Linked DNA regions of Homo sapiens: region 2 is linked to region 1. A link is a contact called in ENCODE Hi-C or POLR2A ChIA-PET data. All regions are on one chromosome and are shown on one strand. The core of a region is the stretch at or near the end of the contact, and the rest is flanking DNA. Distances in the headings are between cores, read along the strand shown.

Region 1 (3,397 bases), core at 246-2,745:
ATTTGTTTGTACATATATATTAGTGTGTGTAAATATGTGTGTGTATATTTGAATATATAACTTGTGTGTATGTAAAGTGTATATATATATTTGTGTGTATATATGTGTGGGTGTGTATATATGAGTGTATATATAGTGTGTGTATATGTATGGGCATATATTTGTGTGTACATATGTGTGGGTGTGTGTATATGTGTGTGTGTATGTATAGTGTGTGTATTTGTGTGTATATTTGTGTATATATATTTGTGTGCATATATGTGGGTGTGTGTATATATACAGTGTTTATATTTGTACATATATATTTGTGTGTGTATATGTGTGTGTATATATGTGTGTATATTTGTGTGTATAGAAATGTGTGTGTATATGTGTGGGTGTGCGTGTATGTATATATATATATATATAGCATGTATATTTGTGGGTATATATATCTATGTGTGTGTAGTATATTTGTGTGTATATGTGTGTGTGTGTATGTGTGTGTGCATGTGCATTTGAACTGACAACTCCCCGGCCCAGCAGCAAGGCCCCTATGCAGACCTCCCCATCGCACAAGCAGTCCTGTGTTTGCAGATTACCCCCAGTTGCCCTGAGCTCTGAGCTCCATGTGCCGCCAGCTGCTCACAGGCAGACAGCTAAATGATGAGACTGGAGTCCCATCCCAACTCTGGTGCCATCTGATCCCACATTATTATTCTAATTCTGGGTTAATTTTGGTGCCTGACTTTTTAAATTATTATTATTGTCCTAATTATTTCCTTGAGAGTTCAACTCTTTACTGCTTGACTTTTATAAAGAAATTATATTCAGCCTCAAATTATAGCATTTGTAAATAAATGAATTTTAACTTAATATATGTGAGCTACAATTAGTCACATTTTCCAGAGGAACCTATGCCAAATATCTGTTTTATAGGAATATTGTGTCACGAATTTCTCTCCTAATTATGGTTCTGTCTCTCTCTTAACCATTTCCCACCCCACTTTCTAGCTGTCTTTCCACCACCTTCCTCCCCTTCTTTTCTTCACAGCGTGTAATCTCACTTCAAGGTCTGTCACTTCTCCTTTCTCAGAAGCCTCTCTGAGTTTTACAGCCTCTCCTTACCTCCCCGCCTCTCCCTGGACCTCTCCCTCTGTCCAACACCATTCTCCTGGACTCAGTTACTTCCCTTCTTGCCTCTTGCCAAACTCTCTGCTATTTTTCTTTTGCCAGCATATTCTTAGCCTATTTTCTGCCCCCAAATTATACATTCTCTCTCATTCCCTCTTGATATCTTGACCTGAGTTTAACTTCCATTTTACGGGTGATGAAAGTGAACTGAATGTTAAGTGCTTTAGAGGTGACTCATTGTTTTGGCTAAAGTAGCTTTTGGTCCAGACATTAACATGTATGATAAAGACTTTCTGGGGATTCATCCCAACATTCCCACTCATCAGAAAAGCTGGGCTGTGGGATGCTGGAGACAAGCCGCAGCTCAGCAGAAGGCAAAGACAAGGCTGCCGGGCTGTGGAATCCATGCCCTGGGAGTGGCTGCTGGGCAGGCTTCCATGCAGCTCTGGTGAAACAACACATAGAGACTGTGTGGCTCCAGCTCCCCTCGGTCCCCTGAGGATGCACTGACCTGCTGCAAATAAAATGACATCCTCCAAGCCCAATTTAAGATTACAGCTTCCAAACCCATCCTGAAATTTCTCCAGATGTCCTTCTTATTCATTTGCCCTCCTGCTCCAGGGAACATCATTTTGGTTCCAGGACTTGAACTATTCATTGAGCACAGGCAACCAAAGCAAACATGGACAAATGGGATCACATCAAGTTACAAAGCTTCTGCACAGCAAAGGAAGCAGTCAACAAAGTGAAGAGACAACCCACAGAATAGGAGAAAAAATTTTGCAGACCACCCATCTGACAAGGTATTAATAACCAGAATATAGAAGGAGCTCAAACAACTCCACAGGAAAAAACCTAATAATCTGATCATAAAATGGCAAAATATCTGAATATATATTTCTCAGGAGAAGACATACAAATGGCAAACAGGCATTTGAGAAGGCACTCAACATCATTGATAAACAGAGAAATGCAAATCAAAACTACAATGAGGTATTATCTCCCTCCAGTTAAAATGGCCTCTATCCAAAAGACAGGCAATAACAAATGCTGATGAGGATGTGAAGAAAAGTGAACCCTTGTACGCTATTGGTGGGAATGTAAATTAGTACAATCACTATGGAGGACAGTTTGGAGACTCCTCAAAAAACTGCAAATAGAGCCACCATATGATCCAGCAATCCCACTGGTAGGTGTATGCCCAAAAGAAATTGAAGGTGTAAGCTTGGACCATGCACCTGACTTAGACCTTGGCATCAGCCTTCATCATTCTTTGTTTTCTGCCCCAGATTCATTCTACAACTTTTTCTGCCACGCTGTGTGCTCGAGGAGGATACATGCAGACCACGAGGCTAACTCCAGACTTGCAGGTTTCTGGTTAGGTCTGACCAATAGGCACCAGAAGAGCACTGGAGAGCAAGAGTAGAGAGAAACCAGGTGTTTCTTCCTGAATACTTCCCCGTCCCAGTACCTTGTCCTGATGGTGACTGTGTCATCTGCACATGCAGCTCCCACTGGATGACCTTTTCCACAGCTCACAGCTCACCAGGCTACAGTAAACTTCTCTCACTTTCTGTTCACGAGGCCTTAAGGACAGTAACATAACCTCCTGTCGCTGCTGGCTGCAGGTGCTTAACCACACCTGATTTTCTTCCATAACGCTGTTCCTTACCTCTAAATGGTCCTTTCACTAAAGTCTCTTCATTTAAACCAACTGGGCGAACTCTGTATTGTTCCCTAAACCTTTCCAGCTTCCTGCTACCATCACACCTAACTTTCTATGGGAAGAAGCCCACTGTGCATTAGGCTGTAGCCCTGGGGGGCCACTCACGTCAGGTCCCTTGCATTAATTCCTCTCCATCTGGCAGTGAAAGAAGTGAGAAAGAGGTGCTCTCTTCTTGACCTAAGAAACATGGAATCTTGGGTACTTCAGGTAAGGGTAGCTCTCTATCTGCAACTTCCAATTCAATTTGGACTTTAGATCCCATCTCACTGATTTAGCTGGAAACACATCTCATTAAGTCTTAGAGTGTTACCAATGGGAATTCATCGTGTTTCCAAGCTCTTGAGCTACAAAGTAGCAGGAAGAGGTGTGTGGGGTGAGAAACTCAGGCATCCTTATCCACCTGCTCAGGCTTCCACGGAAGGCCGCTGCCCCTGCCTTTGGGATAGATTTATGTCCATGGCCACAGCAGAGTGAGAGAATCTGTGAGGTACCTCATGTCCCAGATGCATCTTTCTGGGGCCAAGCTACCTCCTAGCTTGCTACAGAGAATCCAGCAAT
Region 2 (3,842 bases), core at 961-3,460, 120 kb after region 1:
CTCTGTACCTCTGTTCCCTCTTCTGGAAATGGGGGTAGTTATAGAATGTCCATGTCACAGGGGGTTATTACGTATTTCATGGTAAGCTTAGTCCCTGTGCTTCCGATATTATTCATCTGTCATGCACTAGACTCTGTCTTACAGAGTTAAAGAAGCACCCACTTGTGGTGTCTCATCCAGGAGAGTTTTATGCATCAGAGCAAGTAAGGCCGGTGCCCCAGGTGTACCCACTGGGCACTCACCTCTGCAGGCCCCGAGCTGCTTCTGGCTGACACCTGTGGCCTTTTTCCTGGGGATTCTTTTCCAGCAAGGGGAGACTGCTCTGCCCATGCCAGGGCAAGCTAAGGGCCGAGAACGAATGGCCCACGAGCAGCCCTTGGCCAGTGGCGGGCAGGACGTTGCTGGGAAGATGCCCCTGTCCTGATAGCTGTGAGTGAATGTCCTATACAGTCCCCTAGACGTTCCCACAGGGCTGAGCCCCAGCCACTGGCAGCAGCAACTGGCTTAACCACACATACCCCTCACCTTCTTTCTGTTCCCTACCTTTCTTGCCCCTACCCAGTGCTTTCTGGAACCACCTCCCAAGTGCACTCAGATCCTCGTCGCAGGGCCAGCTTCTGGGAGGTCTTGGGCATCATCCTGGATGCAGGAGTCATAGCCTTGTGGAAGCAGCAGGCCTGTTCTGCGTCATCTGCTTTCTCCCCATCACTAAGTGAATCCTGTCCAGGACAAGTGGCGAGCAGGGCTTGGAGTGTCACGTGGGAGGCAGTGTCTCTTGGGAAGCATCTCTGCCTGTGCATCAGTGCTGCTCTGATTCACAGAGCATCGTCCTGGCCTCTCCAGGATGAATCATACCCCGGGCACAGACAGGAATGAATGTCAGGGAGACAGAATCTCTCAGAATCCTCACCCTTGAATCTTCCCTGCAGAGTTCTGGGAAAGAATGACTTTGAAACAATCATTTATTTGACCCTGGCAGCTATTTCAGTGACTTTTAAGCAAGCTATTTTAGTGATTTTTAAGAGTTAGTGTCATTCCATGGATGTCCCATTCAAATCTTTGTTAAGAACATGCTAATTTGCTTTTCTGGATCAAATGCACATCCTCCAAGTGCATTGCCATTTGGCTTCTGGTTAGGATGGTGTGAAGGCCTTGGGGCTGTCCTCTCTGTTAAAGGAAATAAAATACAAAGGTCACTGAAGAAGAGAAGAGTGACAGTACTGATTCATACAGTGCCTGCTGACGTGTCTGGAAAGCAGAGCGCTGACGTGGGAGTTTTGTCTTTGCATTTATGTTAATTCTGCTTTAAACTCTGGGAAATTAAGTAGATACGAACTTTGGCACAATTATGTTCAGTGATCATTCAAGATGTCATAGCATGAAGCCCATCACACTTCCAAGTTTCAAGGGCCCTTTATCTGGGATGCGTGAATGGACAGATTCATGGTCAGGGTCTCAGAAGCTTTGTGGTCTTCAGCTGAGCTTGGGAAGCAGACTGTGCCCTCATTCTTCTCATTCCTTCTTCTCTGTTGCTCCTTCCTGAGGACTGTGGGGGAAGGCAGGCGTCCCCTGCCAGAAGGCGGCTTGTAATGCCTGGAAATATAGCTGGGGATGCGTTCCTTCTGCACGGTACTTATCACGCAAGGCAGGGCGGACAGGTGGCAATATAACCAGCTAACTAAATGCACAGATGATCCTAACAAGGTGGAGGAAAAAGATCAGGAAAAATGAGATCACACCAAGAGGGAGGTGAGCACCTCAAATATATTTTGGTGTCTAGAGCTGGCTGTGTGCTCAGCAGCAGTGCTGAGAGGGAGACACAATCAGCAGCATGACTCACAGTGTCCACGCGGTAAAAATAGACCAGGGGCTCAGGAGAAGCTCGTCTACTTTTGCTCTGATACGGGATGCAGAGTTCTCATAGAAGCAATGAGCGTCACCCCCAAAATCCCCCAATGGGAATGCCTCCCCAGCCCCCCAGCGCTCCAGTCCCTCTGACCCTTTGCTAGCTTTCCACTGCTCTTATCTGCAGAACTCATTTATTGAGCTCATGATCTCAGCCCCCTGGCACTCCAATCCCCCTGACCCTGTGCTAACTTTCCTACAGCTCTTATCTGCAGAACTCACTCATTGAGCTCATGATCTGCCTCTCATCTTTAGGTCAAGTGTGAGCTTCACAAGAACACAGGCTTCTTCTGGCTGCTTCCCTGCCACCCCCAGCGCCTACTGCAGGGTGCGTACTCGGGCATGACTTGTTGAATGACTGGATTGAAGACATTTCATGAGGATTGCTGCTTACAAAGCAGATCCGTGGGATCCAGGGAGAGCAGGTTTTTTTTTTTTTTTTTTTTTGAGACGGAGTCTCACACTTTCGCCCAGGCTGTAGTACAGTGGCATGATCTTGGCTCACTGCAAGCTCCACCTCCCAGGCTCACGCCATTCTCCTGTCTCAGCCTCCTGAGTAGCTGGGACTACAGGCACCTGCCACCACGCCGACTAATTTTTTGTATTTTTAGTAGAGACAGGGCTTCACCGTGTTAGCCAGGATAGTCTTGGTCTCCTGACCTCGTGATCCGCCCGCCTCGGCCTCCCAAAGTGCTGGGATTACAGGTGTGAGCCACCGCGCCCAGCCAGGAGAGCAGTTTTATGCTTTGCGGACTTTCATTGGTGTGGCTATCTGATGGCTTGTTTCACTGCAGTGTAGATTGTGGCATAGGTAGCCCGGGGAGCAATGAAGTCGCACATAATAAAGAGACCCTATGCGTAGCAAAAAGGCTTAAAGGAACCCCTGGAAAGAAAACAGGGAAAGACAGGACAGAGATGCAGCGAAGGAAACCCAAGCCCAAACAAGCCCGACTGAGCTCCCTTGGCCCTCTCTGGATGCCACCCTCACCCTGGCTCTAGGTCTCCATCTGTGGCTCGGAGGCTGCCTGGGGGCTGGGACCTGAGGCTGTATTGTCCCTGTGGTGGAGCATGGATGTTCTTAGTTTTCAGTTTTCTTCAGAATGAATCCGGATCCAAACTTTAAAATCTGTAGCTCATGAAGAACAGCTTCTACTTCAAAGAAGGCCAGTCACGAGGGAACATAGAGAGTTGGGAGATGTCAGAGTTGAGACGGAGACTAAACGGGGGTTGGCATATGCTGGCTCTCATGAGCTACGCAAAAGCCTTTGGTCTGTGCCCCGGGAGCTGGGTCACTGAAGAATTCCTGCAGAGCTGTCACAGAATCAGTTCCCCATCTGAAAGACCCTGTGACTGCTGCAATAGCCCAGTAAGGATGTGGGGAAGCAACTAGGAAATCGTTGAAGTGGCCTGGGTGAGAGGATGGTAGCTTGGTCCAGGGTGACAAGGGGGAAGAATCAGTAGGACTTGTTGATGCTTTGATTTTCATGGAGGAGGTGGTGAACAGATCCCAGGTGTGGGGCAAGGCCAGGTGAGCCGCGGCAGGGCTGTTCACAGACGTGGTGGGTGAGGAGCCAGCAGAGGGTCTGTGCGTGTCCAGCTTGCTAGCTGAGTGGTCATCGGCACAGGGTAGGTAGGTGGCACCGCGGGCTACAGGGAGATGAGCTGGAAAAGGCTGAAGAGAGGACCTGGCAAAGAGTCATTGAGAAGTCATTGGGAAGCAGGAAAACCAGCCAAGGGTGCGCAGCCAGGGGAGCCCTGGGGAAATTCTCTCAAGGAGAAGGAAGATGCCCAGGGTGTCATATTTGTCTGAGGTCAGGCCTGGTGGGCAGAGGCGGTCATCCTCTGGACTCACTGGCGTTTAGGACCCCCTCAGCGGGGAAGAGGGGGGCTCAGAGTGGCTCCTACATATCCAAACCCCAGATCTGCCCCCCTTACTC

The links. Hi-C counts contacts between places; a loop is a spot of excess contacts on that map. ChIA-PET counts read pairs that join two places held with the same protein, here RNA polymerase II (POLR2A).
Region 2: a loop to region 1 is called in a map of chondrocyte, with 2.5 times the contacts of the local background. The contact joins two enhancer-like sites. A Hi-C loop is called at or near these places in 1 of 168 maps with a recorded cell type or tissue (chondrocyte). POLR2A ChIA-PET finds 5 or more read pairs at or near these places in 1 of 52 experiments (activated T-cell).

Annotation. Positions count from the first base shown.
Region 1 is chr20:24,378,261-24,381,657 of GRCh38, forward strand. No RefSeq gene overlaps it. Among named protein-coding and RNA genes, the nearest start is that of SYNDIG1, 90 kb to the right of the region's middle. Within about 2 kb of position 1,496, at least 2 of the 41 ENCODE cell types and tissues checked have a DNase peak (open chromatin) inside an H3K27ac peak, as active enhancers do.
Region 2 is chr20:24,501,626-24,505,467 of GRCh38, forward strand. All of the region lies in intron 1 of SYNDIG1 (synapse differentiation inducing 1), which reads left to right. Among named protein-coding and RNA genes, the nearest start is that of SYNDIG1, 34 kb to the left of the region's middle. RefSeq lists enhancers at 2,086-2,587, 2,588-3,087. Within about 2 kb of position 2,211, at least 6 of the 41 ENCODE cell types and tissues checked have a DNase peak (open chromatin) inside an H3K27ac peak, as active enhancers do.